2 separate regions of the Mus musculus genome follow, and region 2 is linked to region 1. The links are chromatin loops, found by intact Hi-C in ENCODE. Cell type or tissue: left cerebral cortex. All regions are shown on one strand. Each heading gives the region's core, and the rest is flanking DNA. Links, peaks and the distances in the headings are about the cores only.

Evidence for each region. A loop is a pair of places that touch in the nucleus more often than their neighbours do. Peaks named below come from ENCODE experiments on the same cell type or tissue, not always from the same donor. Only the 100,000 strongest peaks of a DNase experiment are listed, where the experiment ranks them.
Region 2: it touches region 1 in a loop (3.0-fold over the local background); 3 of 42 quality-filtered maps call a loop at or near these places.

Annotation. Positions count from the first base shown.
Region 1 is chr8:60,462,557-60,471,731 of GRCm38, forward strand. No RefSeq gene overlaps it. Among named protein-coding and RNA genes, the nearest start is that of Aadat, 39 kb to the right of the region's middle. In left cerebral cortex, for the core only: a CTCF peak has its summit at 4,584 (motif pointing left); a DNase peak (open chromatin) is centred at 4,544; H3K4me3 peaks cover 468 bases.
Region 2 is chr8:58,665,050-58,674,224 of GRCm38, forward strand. All of the region lies in intron 1 of Galntl6 (UDP-N-acetyl-alpha-D-galactosamine:polypeptide N-acetylgalactosaminyltransferase-like 6), which reads right to left. Among named protein-coding and RNA genes, the nearest start is that of Gm15881, 31 kb to the right of the region's middle. In left cerebral cortex, for the core only: a CTCF peak has its summit at 3,437; a DNase peak (open chromatin) is centred at 4,251.

The DNA of each region.
Region 1 (9,175 bases), core at 353-8,352:
GTTATTAAACTATATAACTCTGTCATAAACCTATCAATATCTGAATAGGATTTATTTTTTACCATGAAGCCTTCAAATTAATCTCATTCTGCAAGGGATGTTTTCAAATTCTATCCTGAGTTTTCAAAATATATTATTTTTGTATAAGAAAAATAGGGAGAAAAATTAAATCTCTAACTCTGGTTAGTCACTGAGATAAAAATGAGACTTCTAGAAGAAATATCTTTCTTCTTCACTTTCTGTGAGTTGCAACAAAAAAAAAATCTCTGAATTAGTAACTGAGTGAGAAATGTAGAGGGCAGTCTATTTCCCAATGCCCAGCATCTATAGAAATAAAATTAATGAACACCTGCGACATGGAAGAGTTGGATATTAAAGTTCATGCTGCAAGTAGCTACTGTACAATATCAATTTCAAATGACATCCTGAAGTCTTGTGCGGCCGCATTCATCTCTGTATTTGTCAGAAGTCATTTCGTTTCCCATGATTCATTTCATTTGTACTATAATGTATTAGTTGGATACTCTATTGATCCTTGTTCCATCCAATTTGGACTTTCACAGACAGACAAAAATTCGGTTTGAAAGATAACTATTGTAATCTGCACACCAGTAGCAGTAAGGACATTAACAAAACAACATGCCTGGGTAAACGGCTCCATTGAGATGCCATTGAAGGGAATGCTGGCTTCAGAATAAACAGGTAGTCAGCTGGGTTTTACATATCCATTTCTCTTGATTTATGGGCAAATAGATAATTAGGGCATTATGCAAATTGTTCCACAAATCTGGATAAATGCATAGTCAAATCTTTATTTTCCTGATCAATTAATAGCTTGAGCATCATTTGTAATATCAGAAGAAAGTTTAATCAGTAAATGTTGAGTGACTAGTGTATGAGTCACTTTTCTGAATCACAATTTAAGCTTCAGTTGGCTCAAGGTCTACTGGTCCTGTCTTTAGAGGCAACTCAATCCCTCCATTAACTAAGAACTTAACTAGTCTAAACATCTTTCTAGAAGGCCAACCTCTACATTCTGAGAAAGAAAGATCTATTTTTCCAACAGTTTCACTCTGGTCCTTCCTTCCTTGGGGTACACAGAGTTAAAACACCTGCCAATAGTCTGGTGGCTGATGTTGGGTGCTGATTTTTGTTAGCTGATCATTCCATTCCCACCTAAAAACCTAATGAATCTTAAAATAAGGCTAACTCAATTTGAGCTGGACAAATCCTACAGTTGAGCTTCCTTCCACCCATCATTAGCTTGCCCTAGGAGGAAAGCCACAGTGACCAGGCAGGAGTTCACTTTCTCTCTGTGAAGCCCTGTGACTCTGATTGTACATGGCCTGCTATTCATAGAGGGATATCCTGCAATCCTCAGAAGGCATTACATCATCAAAATACATTCATTTATTCATTCATTCATTCATTCATTCATTCTTTCCATCACAGTCAGGCACTGTTCTTAGCTCCTACTGCCTGAAAGAAGAACCTTTGTTGAGGAAGGTACCTCATACCCATGAAGGATTCACATCTAAAATGGAAAGAATGACTGTCTGACAGCTATCTCCCTAAAATACAAGGTAAAGGCCACTATAGGACCTTCCACTGAACATCCCTTATAAGAATGAATGAGTAAAATGTAAAACAAAGAAAAGGGGGAAACAGTTTAACAGTTTAATGACAGTGGAAACTAATATCAGTTCCTTTCCCAAAGGTATTTTTTTTTCTTATAGATGTATGTTATCTTTTTTTTTTCATTTTTTATTAGGTATTTAGCTCATTTACATTTCCAATGCTTATACCAAAAGTCCCCCATACCTACCCACCCCCACTTCCCTACCTGCCCACTCCCCCTTTTTGGCACTGGCGTTCCCCTGTTCTGGGGCATATAAAGTTTGCAAGTCCAATGGGCCTCTCTTTCCAGTGATGGCCGACTAGGCCATCTTTTGATACATATGCAGCTAGAGTCAAGAGCTCCGGGGTACTGGTTAGTTCATAATGTTGATCCACCTATAGGGTTGCAGATCCCTTTAGCTCCTTGGGTTCTTTCTCTAGCTCCTCCATTGGGAGCCCTGTGATCCATCCATTAGCTGACTGTGAGCATCCACTTCTGTGTTTGCTAGGCCCCGGCATAGTCTCACAAGAGACAGCTACATCTGGGTCCTTTCGATAAAATCTTGCTAGGGTATGCAATGGTGTCAGCGTTTGGATGCTGATTATGGGGTGGATCCCTGGATATGGCAGTCTCTACATGGTCCATCCCCAAAGGTAATTTTTATGAAGAAAAAATGAACTTTAAAAAGTATGTTAGTGTTTGTAGCTAGCTATGTAACCAGAAACTGTATGTTAACAACTTAAAAGTTAAAAACTGAAAAACACAAATCATCTTATCAACGGGTGGTAAAGGATTTAATCATGAAAGATGTGTAGTTTACCCTAAGCCTATGAGAAAGGCTCAGCATTCTTAGCCACAAAGAAAATGCAAACCAAAACTGCTCTCAGGTTCCATCCACCCTTGTTAGATGGGCTATCCTTAGGAAAACAAATGAGGCCAGGCATGGTGGCACAGACCTTTAATTGCAGCACTCAAGAAGCAAAGGCAGATCAACTTCTGTGAGTACCAGGCCAGCCTGGTCTACATAGCAACTTTCAGGTCAGCTAGGGTTACATAGTGAAGCTCTATCTCAGAAAGGAACAAAGGAAAGAAGGAAGGAAGGAAGGGAAGGAGGGAGGGAGGGAGGCAAGCAAGACAACCAATGATAGCAAGGATGGGTGTATTGGAGGCAGGAACCCTTATTGGAACCTATTGGTAATCTCACAGTGCAGGCACTACAGAAGTCAGTGTTCTCTCAAACAGTTAAACACAGAGCCACCATGTGGTACTACTAAATCCCTCTTAAGTCTACACCCAAAGGAATCAAACACAGCAGAGATGAGGCACGCTGGTGTTCATGGGGAAACTCTGACATAGCCCTAGCTGTGGAATCAGTGAAAGAATGCATAAAGAGGATGTGGCACACATAGACATGCAGGAAAAGATAAATGGTGGCCCTGGGATTCAACATGGTAAATAAACCAGACAAGTGCATTGTGGATTTTTTTGTAGGCAGCCAGGCGCCTAAAAGATGGCGCCGGCCTCCAGTACACCATCACCGTAAACAACGCCACTGTACAGGCCAGAATAAACTCCTTTCCCTTTACATTGCTTTTGTCTAAATATACTTGAACTCTATCTTAAGATAGGTAACTTTATCTTGAATGAATTTTCTGTTTCAGGTATTTTCAAATGAAAATACTTTCACCAGTGTATTTAATTTCTGACTTTAACATCAACCCACAACACCCATTCTTCCCTATAAACAGAAATCAGATTACCAGTGCGATGATACCTACCAGTAATCTCAGCCCAATGAGGGGGTTAGCAGGAGGATCTTGAGTTCAAGACTGGCCTAGTTATCTGGCTCTAAAAAGAAAGGCACATGAGGAGGAAGTAGGAGAACAAAGTCTCATCCATGTGTCTTTATGATGGCTCTTCCCGCAGCTTCCTCTGTAATACAGTGGCACTTACCTCTTGCCTTTCCAAGGTCGCAGAGCTATGGCCAAAAGTGGTCACTCAAGCTTACTATTTCCTAATAGCATCGCCAAGCAAAAGAAGTCTGCTTGTGCCAAAACTTGTGTCAGCTCCACGTGTAAACAGTGATGTTGCTGGTAATATTCAGTCTGCACATTAGTTGATGATTACAGCTGAGAGTTTTAAATGATGAGCACCTATGTCTCCATTTGATGACAGTAATGACTGCTTATCTGGGATATCTGGCTTAGCTGGGGCATCCCTAAGCCACAGGGAGACCAATCTTTATCCATCAGAGGTATGGAAGTGGGGTTGCTCAGCCAGGCTCATCCATCTACCTATGTCTCATTTGTCTACTTAGTAGCTTCATGTCCTTCCTCTCAATGTCATTAGATCTCGTTCCCTCTGCTTCTCCTTACAGTGGACACGATGGTATCCATCCCCAGAGTATCAGCAACATTGGACACATTTATTATGATTTTTAGATAGAGAACACATGCTCTTTAGAAAAATGCTCTATCCTGCACACTCTATTGGGTAAAGAAAGACTAGAGAAATTTCAATTTAACCCGAAGAGTTCCTCCAAATGAAGTGGAGGCAAAAAGCTTGAGTTTTCACATCAAAATACGAGCCTTTCTGGCACACAAAATAGAAACGTAACAACATTTTGTTCAACAAATAAATCTGTGACTTGCCACACTGTATATAAGGTATTCTGAATTGGACTATAAATGAGATACGGCACACTGTGAGAGGCTTCGCAGAAAAGCAGAGCGAAAACCCTTGGGCTTTACAAAGCAGTGAAGAGGGGAGATCCAACGAGTCTGTTCTTAATAAAGCAGAGATCCCAGGAAAGAGAATGAGGCTTAGGAAAAGAGTGAGGATTACCAGAAGCGGGCAAGAGGAAAATGAGTGAGAGCCTGAGAAACAGTCAATCAAATGCCTGTCTCGGCCAGAAACACCATCCCCAACTACCGGGGCTGCAAACCAGTCCGGGAGAGCCACCTAGTGTTCAAGCCTGTAAACGCATCTTCTCTCCCGGACCTGTCAATGGAAGTTGACAGCCAGCACAGATGACTAGAACCTACCCAATCTTATGACCCACTCAGTGGTTTTGGGTATAAGGAAACTGAATTTAAAAAGAAAGCTTAATAGATAAACGTCGGCAATACAACATGCATGCTGGAGTAGAACTCAGAAGGTCAGCTTTCTTTCTCTATACCCTTTTTCCTCTGAGACAGCTCACTTCAAATCCAAGTGGTCCTTTTCAAATTGTTCTCTTGCATCCAAGGGATAGGTAGCAATGCCCTCTACCGAAACACTATTGCCATTGAAGTTAAGATGACCTGTTAGCCAGGGATGGTGACACTGACCCTTAATCTCAGCTTCAGTCAGAGCTCTGGGTGTTCAAGGCTAGCCTGGTCTACAAAAGAAGTTCCAGGACAGGGCTGCAAAGTGAGACCCCATTTTAGACAACAAGAACAACAGCAATACAGGGTTCTTGAAGCAAGATGCATGGTCCAGGGAGACTTAGTCCTTCTTAGTCCAAAACTAAGAAAAATGCTAACATTCCTGAATTTCTGGGCATGTAGTATTGTATGTACATATTCATTTGTGCATGAGTGCATGCGAGTTTGAATACATGTGCGTGCATGCTTATGAAGACCAGGAGTCAAGTCGTGTTTCCTCAGTCACTCTCCACCTTATTTTTGAAGCAGGGTTCCCTCACTGAACCTTGAGCTCATTCATCCCACTAGACTTGTTGGCCAGTGAGATCCAGGAGCAGCCTGTCTCCACCCTTCCAGTGCAGGGATTGCATGTGCAGTGCAAAGGCCGGATTATTTTCTTAAGTGGTTTCTACAGATCCAGACTCGGAACCCCACAATTGCACAGCAAACACGTCACCAATGGTGCCATCTCCAGACCCCCATTCATAAGTTTCTTGGATGTACTAAGCACTGGACTGGTGATGTCAGAAGTATTATCTCCAATCCTTGCAGAAGGTTTGCCAATCAAGAAACACACAGAAATTCTACATAGAAATCGAAACTCAGGGAATGGGTGTGGTAATTTTAATAAGAGTGGCCCTCACAGGCTGTTATTTGAATGCTTGGTCATCAGAAAAGGGCACTATTTGAGAAGGAATCGGAGGTGTAGCCTTGTTGGAGGAAATATGTCACTGATAGGGAGTGCTGCTTTGAGATTTCAAAAGCCCAAGCCAGGTCCAGTATCTCTCTTTCTGCTGCCTGTAAATTGGGATGTAGAACTCTCAACAGCTTCTCCAGCAATATGTCTGCCTGCCTACCACCATGCTCCCCTCCATGATAACCAACTAAACCTCTGAAATTTTAAGCAAACCCTCATAAAATGCTCTTCTTTGTAAGAGATTCCATGGTCATGGTATCTCTTCACAGCAACAGCACAGTGACTAGATGCCTGCCCCAAAAAGGATTATGAAATGTTACACACAGTTGAATCATGGTAATAAAATTCTTTAGCAGGAAAACTGTGAAGCACCAGACAACAGTCACCTGGTCATTCTGATCTAGTGCTTAGGTTTCTGCTGATTCTCAAGCCCAGTAAGACAAGAAATAACCTCAAAGAAGCCGTTTCTTTCCTGTGACAGTTCCTTTTTTAGATTTGAAAGAAAATGAATTGAAATATAATTACATCACTTCCTTTTTTCCTGTCCTCCCTCAAACTCCTCCCCCATCTTTCTCTCACTCCTCTTAAATTGATGGCCTCTTTTGAGTAATAAATTTATATTATATTATATTTATTATATTATATATACATAAATGTATAAATATAAGCTGCTGAGTCCGTTTAGTGTAGATCATTTGTATATGATTCCAGGGCTGGCCATTTTGTCTTAGATAATCAGCTAGAGGGTTCATCCATAAGAGAGACTAATTCTCTCTCACAGCAGTCACTAGTCCCTTGTAGTTCTTTCCCTAGGGGTGGAATCCCGTGAGATTTTCTCCTTCTCTGTTAGCATATCTACTGATGTGAACATTGTGCTGATCTAATTTAGGCAGCCACATTATTGACATATCATGGGTGAAGCTTCCTTGTCATTTCTAGAAGTCACGATCTTACTCCTAGTCCTCTGGTCTTTATTATCTTTGTGATATCTCTCTCTCTCTCTCTCTCTCTCTCTCTCTCTCTCTCTCTCTCTCTCTCTCTCTCTCTCTCTCTTCTTCAATTTTCCTTAGCCTTAGCTGGAGGAATTGTGTTGTAAATGTACCCATTGGGGCTGGGTGATAATTCATTAATCTCTGAATTATGCCCTACTGTGGTTTCTTGTAATAGTCACTGTAAAGAGAAGCTTTTTACCATGAGGGGTTGGAAGCTACACTTATCTGTTTGTATAAGAATAAGTAATTGCTTAAGAATTACAGGGGTCTGATAAAGTGACAGTTGTAGATTATCTTCTAAAATCCATGATCTATCTCTGGGTAGTTGGCTAGGCTTCCAAATCCAGGCATAATTTCTCTCTTATTGAGTGGGCCTTATTATACAGGTGTTGATTACCACCAAGATATGAGTCAGTATTTAACCTTAATAGGTATCTTCCTATGCTGGTCATTGTCATAGTTCAAAGGTGTCACAGATGGATAGCACAATCTTTCCTGCTTGGCAGCATACATGGTACTTTCTGGTCCTATGAAAGCAAGAGCACAGGAAGGAGGTTTTTAGGTCAGATCGAGTTCTTCAATCTCTGAGGAGTCGGTAGCCAAGGCTGCAGCAATAGCCTATAGTATTTTGAGGAGTCACTTGGACTACCATTATCAACAACTGTGAGCTTCTCGTGACTGGTACTGCGGTATTTGTTAGACTATGACTCCTATGGGGAGCAATGTCAGGCATAACTTCAAGATTAGATAGATGATAGATAGATAGATAGATAGATAGATAGATAGATAGATAGATAGGATGGATGAGATGGATGAGATAGATGATAGATAGATAGATAGATAGATAGATAGATAGACAGATGATAGATGATATAGATGATAGATAGATAGATAGATAGATAGATAGATAGATAGGATGGATGAGATAGATGAGATAGATGATAGATAGATAGATAGATAGATAGATAGATAGATAGATAGATGATATAGATGATTGATAGATAGATAGATATAGATAGATAGAGATAGATAGATAGATAGATAGATAGATAGATAGATAGATAAGATGGATGAGATAGATGAGATAGATGATAGATAGATAGATAGATAGATAGATAGATAGATAGATGATAGATAGATAGATAGATAGATAGATAGATAGATAGATAGATAGATAGATGCATACATACATACATGCATACATACATACAGACAGACATAGATGATATAGATGATAGATAGATAGAAAGATACATACATGCATACATACATACATACATAGTTGATAGATGATAGATAGATAGATAGATAGATAGATAGATAGATAGATAGATGATATAGATGATTGATAGATAGATAGATTGATAGATAGATAGATAGATAGATAGATAGATAGATAGAGATAGATAGATAGATAGATAGATAGATAGATAGATAAGATGGATGAGATAGATGAGATAGATGATAGATAGATAGATAGATAGATAGATAGATAGATAGATAGATGATAGATAGATAGATAGATAGATAGATAGATAGATGCATACATACATACATGCATACATACATACAGACAGACATAGATGATATAGATGATAGATAGATAGAAAGATACATGCATACATACATACATACATACATAGTTGATAGATGATAGATAGATAGATGATAGATAGATAGATAGATAGATAGATAGATAGATAGATAGATAGATACAAATATAAGTTAAGTAAATATAAAATGTGATTCCTTGAAGCTTTATCAAGCATCCTTCATAATATTGGTCCCACTCCAGTCCTTCTCCTTGTGCATGGATCTCCCTCCTCCAACCCCTCCTGGAGTCTAGGACATAAACTGAGAACAAGCTCTTAGTTATTTTTCTGATCACTGTAATAGAATACTCAGCAGAAGCATAAAAATGAGTGATATATTTGGTATCATTAAACTTCCGATATCTGTAGAGCTTCATAGCCAGAAAAGTGCAGCAGGCAAATCTTCAACAATAGGACCATGAGGGCTCACCTACTCACACTGGCTAGACCCTCAGAAATGGAAGAGGATGTAAGCTTGAAAGACCCATCCCTAATGACCTATCCCCTACAATACTCTACTTCCCTAGTGTCTCCAAGCTGTGCTATAAGCTAGGGAAGTAGGGACCAAGCCATTGGAAAATGTGTACCCTGAATATCCCAGCACCAGTCAGGACAGCTGTCGCCACCAGTTTGCTGTTTCCTCTGTTTTCATGCAGTTGTCTTGCACCACCATAACTATAATACCTGACCCAAGCATCTTATATGAGGAAACATTCCTTTTTACTCACTCTCTCAGAGGTGTCCATCATGGTGGGGAAGACCAAGAGGAATGGCTTATAAGTATGGGAATATGTAACAGAAATGGTTTTCTTCACCAAGGCCCAGGATGAAGATCAAGAGAGGTATCTCCAAGGACCTTACTGGAGTGACTT
Region 2 (9,175 bases), core at 624-8,623, 1.8 Mb before region 1:
CTTCCCTGTACATCTAGGTCAATTCCCCAAAAGGTAGCATTAGTGCAAAACACATAACCTGAAACATGTTGCTTAGAAATGTTCATTTTTACCTAAAGAAAGCTTTTCCTCCAACAACTCTACATCTGCAAAAAACAGCCTAGATGATTAGTTAAGAAAGAGTCAAATGAGTTGTATGAATGGACTGAATAGCTTCATGCCATATACTATAATTTCAAATCTCTAGAGATTTAAAAGCAGACAGTATATTTTCAGAGTTTGCTAACTCACCAGGACAAAGTACAATTTAGGGCTAAGTAATTTACTAACTCCTGTGAGTTTCTCTTTGTGCTGCCTCTGCTCTTCTCCTTCTCTGCCTTTTCTAGCTTTGCATTGATGCAGAAGAGATATGTAAGGCTTGTTGTCACTGGTCAGAAATTCAAGAGAACATTTCCATTTCTGGAAATAAAAGTTAGGATTGAAAATGTCTGCAGAGCATGTGTGTTATTTTCTAAACATAAACATAATATATGCAAAAATAGTATTTTTACAAAGAAAAATTTTTGAGGACAATGGTACATGCCTGTCATCCCAGAAGAAGGGAGACTAAAACAGAATGATCTCAAGTTACAGGGTGATCTTGTTTCCAAAGGGAAAAATAGTGTGGTTAAGAATCTAATGTCTATGGAATCTTCTCTTGAATTGCTATTTAGTCAGACCCCAAAGCGAATGCCTGGCGTGGTGGTAGGAACAGAGTAAGGGTAAAGTGAATTGTGAAGGCAGCCTAGGCTAAATAATGTATTCAGGACCAGTCTTACAAACGTACAACTGCTCAGTTGCAATAAAACAAAACAACAGAAAAAAAGTCCCTTTTGTGAAATTCTAAAAATAGATGACTTAATGCAAAGGATACATATAGCAACTGCAGAGCTCCTGAGATAGGAATCTGTTATCACCAAACTGAATTCACTGAAAACAGAGTGGGGATAGCTGGGGATGAATAAGAACTGAACAAAAAAATAAAGTGAGACTTTCATTTATCATATATGTTTTGAAGTACAGGAGTTATGATACTTTGTAATTTAAAGAGAGAATGTTTTGGATATGTGAATCAAAGCTGTACTATCCAGGAAACAGAATAGAGAGATAAGGTTATGTTGAATAGTACATGCAGTAAGGAAATTATGGTACCATGGGCAGAGATTTTACTGGTAGAAAGATAAAGATACATTTTCCAAAATAACATGTTTTTTTTATTATTTGAGAATTTTACATAAGGCACTAAACTCATTTCCCAGTATGACTCCTAATCCTTCTGACCTCCAACTATCAAAATGAAGAGGAGGAAGAGGAGGAGGAAGAGAAGGAGGGAGAGGAGGAGTAGGAAAAGGAGGAGAAAAAGAAGATGAAAAGAAGAAGAAGAAGAAGAAGAAGAAGAAGAAGAAGAAGAAGGAGAAGGAGAAGGAGAAGGAGAAGGAGAAGGAGAAGGAGAAGGAGAAGGAGAAGGAGAAGGAGAAGGAGAAGGAGAAGGAGAAGGAGAAGGAGAAGGAGAAGGAGAAGGAGAAGGAGAAGGAGAAGGAGAAGGAGAAGGAGAAGGAAGAAGGGCAAGGGCAAGGACAAGAGAAAAAATGAGAGAAGGAGGAGGAGGAGGAAGAAGAAACTAAAACACAAGTTCAATCTGTGTTGTGCATATATTCAGTGGAACATGGTCAGGTATCAGATGTGTTTTGGAATTATATCTGGCAGGACTTAATGATGTATTGGATAAAGGGTCAAAAAGCAAATTGAGGAGTCTAAGGATTGGCCTTACCATCTAAATGAATAGATGTTTCATTTGGGAAATGGAAAGTTTGAAGTGTAGGCAGTAGATTATTAGATGGGTCTGCAGAGTTTGTCATGTTCTAGAAGTTTTAGATGTTTTCCAGATTGTCAAGAGTAGATATCAAGTAACTATGATATTTTAAATATTAATACATTAAGGATAGGCATTTGAGACAACTTTGAAAGTCCTAGTATTTTAGGTCACATGTGACATTGTGAAACAAATTAAATCATGATGAATATAACTGATGGATACAAAGGAAAGAAAAATCTGAAAATTACAATTCAAGTGTAAATGGCAGAAGAAGGTAGATCATAAATCAGGAAGTAAGAACACGTGACTAAGTGGATACAAAATAATTGAACTAATATGGCATCAGTAAAGCCCAGGAAAAGATCGCCCATTATGTCACAGAAGTGCTGTTGATTCCATCAGCAAGCCATGTGAAGTGGTACATATAGCAAGCCAAAAAGAAGGTTTTTGGCATTTGCCCCAAATCACCAAGTTATGACAAATATGTGAAGGGTTTCTTGGTTTTTAAGTTTGCTTTCAACTTCAGGCCAATCACAGAAAGCCAATACAGCAATCAATATATTAAATGTATTCTTGAACTTTCAAAGAGTGAAGAAAATTAAAGATATTATATTAATATACAGAATATGGTGAGTAAAGTAAACCACAAATGGTCCTTCCACCAACAGAAAACCATCAGTTTGAACTTGAGCCTTATTTCTTGTGGTAATTTATGTGAAAAAAAAAGAAAAGAAAGAAAGAAAAACAAGAAACCAATGAAGTTCATTTGGAATGTAATACTAATACAATCACAATTTAATAAAGATGCCATAATTTCATTAGTGTAGAAATGAACTACAATTAAAGTCATATTCTAGAGCAAAATAAATAAAACTTCCTATCTCTAAAGTCAAAGAGACCTAGATACAAGGAATTGAGGAACATGTAACTAATATCTTATCCAGCCCCTCTGGGCTCCCACAAACATCACCTGCCTCAAGTTGACTATACTTCATACAGTGAAATGTGACTATAGATAACCTTTAAGACACTGCATTTAAAGATAGATTTTTAAACTACAGTTTAATGCTTACACTCTCTATAAATTTTACCTGAACATATTGTACTCCTCTATGAATAGTTTTTGAGATTCTGGGATCATCTCAGGAAATAGAGTTTCAGGGCTATCTTGTATATGTGCATATAACATAAAGTAATATAATTATGCATCCTCCAAGATAAACCATGTGCCACCCTAATGTATTATCAAAGAATTGTGCAACAAAATGATTTTGTGGTCTCTAGGATTTGTGGATTATCAAATAACATGCTATCAAAATATCTTCCACTACTTATTTTTTTTTTTACTTGTTTTATCCTTGGTCCTTGATTTTTCCATTTATTTATATCTGAGTTGCTTTACGGTACCCATTCCAGTGGGCCACTAAGCAATTGTGAATAATAACATGATCTGAAAACTCACTGGTATCTCCTCCTGGGGCCCCAGTCACGACACCACCTTTTCTCCTTTTAGAAAAAAATAAAAATTAAAAAAAAAATTTAAACACTGAGATAGTGATAATTATTTTCCATTGCCAGGAACATATTTCACTAGGTGGCTCCACATTCCATATCTTCAAGCCTGTTCCAACATGATAGTATTAGGAAATTCAGAGCAGCAACAATTAAGAAAATAATCTCCAGTGTACACATATTTTTTTTCCTTTTAGCTCTTTGTGAACTGATTTTTTGTAAGAATTCCATCACAAAAAAATGAATATAAATTACTTATTTTTATGCTATTTTTTGCCTAACTCACTAGAATTCTCTGGAAAGCAGGTGCATTTTCTGTTTTGCTCATGTTACAGCAGGAAGAATCATGTCTGGCACACATGCCTGGCTCTGAGCAGATTTTCAAGTAATATTTATGGAATGATTAAATTAGTCAAGGAAAATATCAAATTCACTGCCATGAGATTTTGTAGATGAGTTGTCCTAGAAAAGCTTTCATATGTGGAACCATTTCCTGAGGTAGATAGACACTTGTTGGCAGATAGGGAGAAATTCCTGAGAAATACATGTATAGATTACATTTACACAAATTAACTTGTTAATTTTGAAGAATCTGCTTTATGTTGAATAGGGGCCAAATTAAATCTACTACCTCTTACAACACTTGTTTTGGAGTATTGATGGGATACAACTGACATTAATCATGTTTCCTGACCTAGATAACAAATTCCGTAGCAAAAGACCTTTTGCATATTCAGAATATAAGTCCAACTATGTAATAATTATATTGTGGTGGGTTTCTTTTCATATTTAAGCCGGCATTCTTCAGTTCCAGCTGGAAAGGAAAATTCCTGCTGAGCATCTTTAGGAGGCCCATTAGCCCATCTGTGTATGCTGGCATAAATAGGAATGAGTGGAAGGCAATCAAACCAAACCTGACATTTGTGCAGGAGGAGACTAGGGACCCCTTGTCCCTGGCTTGTGCTGCCAGTAGGGATAAATGAACAAAGATAGAATAAGATGCTTCTGCCAACTGCTTACATAGCTTCTAGAAGGTGCTTTTCATAAAATGCTTAGGAGAAGGGAAAGTTTGAGACCTGCAAAGTCTTTGTTTTCAAAGTAAAGTAAAAGGGACCTGGGCTAACTATTGCACATGTAATGGTAAAGATCACAATCAGAGAAAGGCTAACTAGAATTTGCATGATAAAATATGGGCCAAGACTTAAATGCACAGATTCTAACAATGAAAAGTAAAATTATATGGAATTATAACATTTAAAGATAAATGGGGGGTGGGGGGCAGGAGAGATGGCTCAGCAGGTAAGAGCACTGACTGCTCTTCTGAAGGTCCTGAGTTCAAATCCCAGTAACCACATGGCACCACCCGTAATGGAATTTGACGCCCTCTTCTGGTACGTCTGAAGACAGCTACAGTGTACGTATAATAATAAATAAATAAAAATGTTTTTAAAAAAATCTTAAAAAAAAAAAAAAAAAAAAAAAGGCCAGGCGTGGTGATGCATGCCTTTAACCCCAGCACTCGGGAGTCTGAGGCAGGCAGATTTCTGAGTTCGAGGCCAGAATGATCTTCAAAGTGAGTTCCAGGACAGCCAGGATTATACATAGAAACCCTGTTTTGAACCCCCCCCCCAAAAAAAAAGATAAATGGAGGGAAAAAAATCTCTTCAGCATTTGAAAGGGAAAAAAAGGTCCGTTCTTGAGAAGATAGACTATTCATGGCAACTGAAGAACACAAAGGAAAATTCTAATCTGGAGATAATGAAATATTTAATATTGTTCAAGTGGAGAAGGAAGAAATAAAATAATTTCAAGAAAAAAATCCTTAAGTGGTGGTCATGAGATAATAAAAAATGGTGGGAGTAGAGTAATGAGCCACTGACTGATCTAATTTGGCAATACGATCTTTTGCAGTGGGATAAGGAAAGCAAGATATACATATGCATATTCATGGATAGATCTGGTAGTCAGAAGACAAGGGGATTTTCATCACATTTTTTTTTCTGAGTTAAGATATCAGCTACATGTAATAAGCTTATTAGTGGGATTCTTTCATTTTCAAAGGAATGGAAGCCAGTATATAATGCAAGGAAGCCAAAGCAGTGAAAGGCCCACTGGGCAAAGTTCTAGAAACTTGAAGCTTGCCCATTCAGTGGGAATGGCCCAAAGTCAAGTTCTTTCCAGCTCAGAAGCACAGACTTCAGATGTAAAAACAGCTCCAGAGAGCTGAAGTTATGTTGAAGGCATGCCATTCAACAGAGGAACCTCAACAAGTAAATTTGCTTACCAACAAAATTTAGGGCATCTGACGGCCAATGCTGATGCCAAACAGCAGCCCTTTAACTTCACAGCAAGAATCCAAGGCAAGCAATGACAAAGATGGTTAAGACAGATATACTAGTGACAGGAAATAAAGCTTTAACCTACAACAGACATAGTCACCCTGAGGCACGATTTTCTCTGTCCAAGTACATTATTAGTGCAGCATGCGGTCTGTGATTGGACAAAGAAAAGGGAGGTGACCTTAAGAGTTGCAGAGACACCATCTGGGGAGAGAGGGGAAAGGCCAAGATGGAGGCTGGCGGACAGGAAGAAGAACCTGTGTCAGGATGGTTTTAAATAGATACAGGTAGTTATGATATCTTAAAGGTTAGAATAATTGGGATAATTTGTCTAATATGAGTGGGCAGCTTTTATGTTTATCAATTGTTTCTGAAATTATTGTAGCAGCATCTTGTGAATTGAGAATTTATTGATATATAAGTCTGACTTTTTAATTATAAGCTTCTAGAATTTTGTTTCTAACGGGTTGTTGGTTTTGTGTTGTCTGACCATGGGGTAGATAGTCTTTGTGTGGGGCTGGCGTGACAGTGAAGGGAACTCAGGAGCTCTGCCTTGCTGGAGAGTTGGCAGGCAGAGAGTAGCCATTCAGGACCATACCAGGTCAGAAAGTAGATGGATTGTGCATGGGCACTTGTCGGTTCTACTTAGTTACTGGATGTGGGTCCACCAATTGCAGGGGTTTATGGCTAAGAAAGAACTAGCAGCTCTAGAAACAAGCGAACCAGAGCTGGGAACACAGCTACTGGTCACTGTGGGGGCTAACTAGAGAGAGTACCCTGGTGGCACAGTGCAGGGACAGAGTGGCCAGCTGTAGCTCAGGAAGCTTGCCGGTTGTTTTTAATATTTCTTACAACAACAACAACAACAACAACAACAACAACAACAACAACACACATTCACACAAAACCCACCACTAACAACAACAAAAGAACTCTTCTTTATATTTGATAACACCAACAGAGGGTTGGAATATTTCAAATGCAAGCCCTCTATTATGTTTTCCTACATAAAGTCCCTTTAAAGTGATGGCATTTTAAATCATAAAAGTTCCTCATCAGAGGTCCAGATCATTTCAACAATTTTATTTATTTATTTATTTATTTATTTATTTATTTATTTATTTATTGTTGTTTTTCATTTATCTATCTATTTATTTATTTATTTTTGGTTTTTTGAGACAGGGTTTTTCTGATTAGCCCATTTATTTTTTTATTTTTATTTTTTATTTTTTGTATACCCCCTTTTTATTTATTTATTTATTTATTTATTTGTTTGTTTGTTTGTTTATTTGTTATATGTAAGTACACTGTAGCTGTCTTCAGACGCACCAGAAGAGGGCATCAGATCTCATTACGGGTGGTTGTGAGCCACCATGTGGTTGCTGGGATTTGAACTTCGGACCTTCGGAAGAGCAGTCGGGTGCTCTTACCAACTGAGCCATCTCACCAGCCCCATTTATTTATTTTTTATTAGATATTTTCTTTATATACATTTCAAATGCTATCCCAGATGTCCTTTATACCCTCCCTCCGCCCTGCTCCCCTACCCACCTACTGCTGCTTCTTGGCCCTGGCATTCCCCTGTACTGGGGCATATAAAGTTTGCAATACCAAGGGGCCTCTCTTCCCAATGATGACTGACTAGACCATCTTCTGCTACATATGCAGCTAGAGATATGAGCTCTGGGGGGTACTGGTTAGTTCATATTGTTATTCCACCTATAGGGTTGCAGACCCTTTTAGCTCCTTGGTTGCTTTCTCTAGCTGCTCCATTGGGGGCCCTGTGTTGCATTCAATAGATGACTGTGAGCATCCACTTCTGTATTTGCCAGGCACTGGCATAGCCTCATATGTGACAGCTATAGCAGGATCCCTTCAGCAAAATCTTTCTGGCATATGCAATAGTGCCTGGTTTTGGTGGCTGATTATGGGATGAATGCCCAGGTAGTGTAGTCTCTAGATAGTCCATCCTTTCTTCTTAGCTGAGAAGCACCTGAAAAAATGTTCAACATCCTTAATCATCAGGGAAATACAAATCAAAACAACCTTGAGATTCCACCTCACACCAGTCAGAATGGCTAAGATCATAAATTCAGGTGACAACAGATGCTGGCGAGGATGTGGAGAAAGAGGAACACTCCTCCACTACTGGTGGGATTGGAAGCTTGTACAACCACTCTGGAAGTCAGTCTGGAGATTCCTCAGAAAATTGGACATAATACTACCGGAAGATACAGCAATACCTCACCTGGGCATATACCCAGAAGAGGTTCCAACTGGGAATAAGAACACATGCTCTACTATGTTCATAGCAGCCTTATTTATAATAGCCAGAAGCTGAAAAGAACCCAGATGTCCCTCATTCATGCACACATATAAACACACATGTACTGGCACATGTACATACATGCACGCACATACACATAGATACAGAAAATAAACTCCAATAAAGAAAGGAACTAGCCATTTGACATTTTTCTTCTGTTTGTGCGTCAGTTATACAGCCAGGATGCAATAGTCAGCTCACAAACACTATGCAGTGAACTGTGCAATAAGTAAGAAAACACGCAGCTTCAATTACCCTTGTCTAGTTTCTTCTCTGATGATAGATAAGGTGAAGTTGGATTTGGGGGAAAATAAAGTAAAAAGCCACGTATTTTCCTTAGGTGGCTAGAGAAGTTCTTTTCACATGATGTACAAAGAATGCGGTTAGAGTATTTTCAGAAATTAATTTGAATTTTAAACTTTGACTTTTTATATTTGAAATATCACTCTGACAAATGTGTCAGTCAATTGCAGAAGTGTGAACTTTGGTAAAGTAGTGAGTGGCTCAATATTGAGTAGTCCTCAAATGGGTGGTAGCATTTTGAAAATAAATTCATCTATCCAGATCACAGAGCATTATTTAATTTGAGATAGGCTACTTCAATCTTATAAAAAACCTTCTGTTCATGTTTATTTCAATATGGTTTGATGGCATAGTAGGAAAAACTTGAGTTTGAAACTTGACATATTATTTCCAAGGAGTGCATTCAGAAAACATAATGATGAAGAGTGCCAACATAGTTTGTTAGAAAAAGGCAAGTCATGTAATTTCCATTCTTACTAACTGTTGCCTTGGGACAATGTGACATTAGAAACTGTGAAAAAATATTTCTGTAGGAAAGAAACCCTGAAGTTTTGTTAAATGTTATGTTTTAAAAGTTTATTTTCATGAAGAACCTGTAGACCCTTACTACAATTATAAAGTTTAACACACACACACACACACACACACACACACACACACACACACACACACACACACAAACACACACATACACAAATAACATCATTAAATGGTAGAAAAACGCAAGAATCTCCAGTTACCACAGTCGGGGCCTCTATGATGCTCACTTTGTGAAGCAGTTTGGTCTTCTGTCACAGCTAAATATTTTGCCCCAGATGTTATCTTTATATTTACCAAGAGGATTGAAACAGATGCTGACCG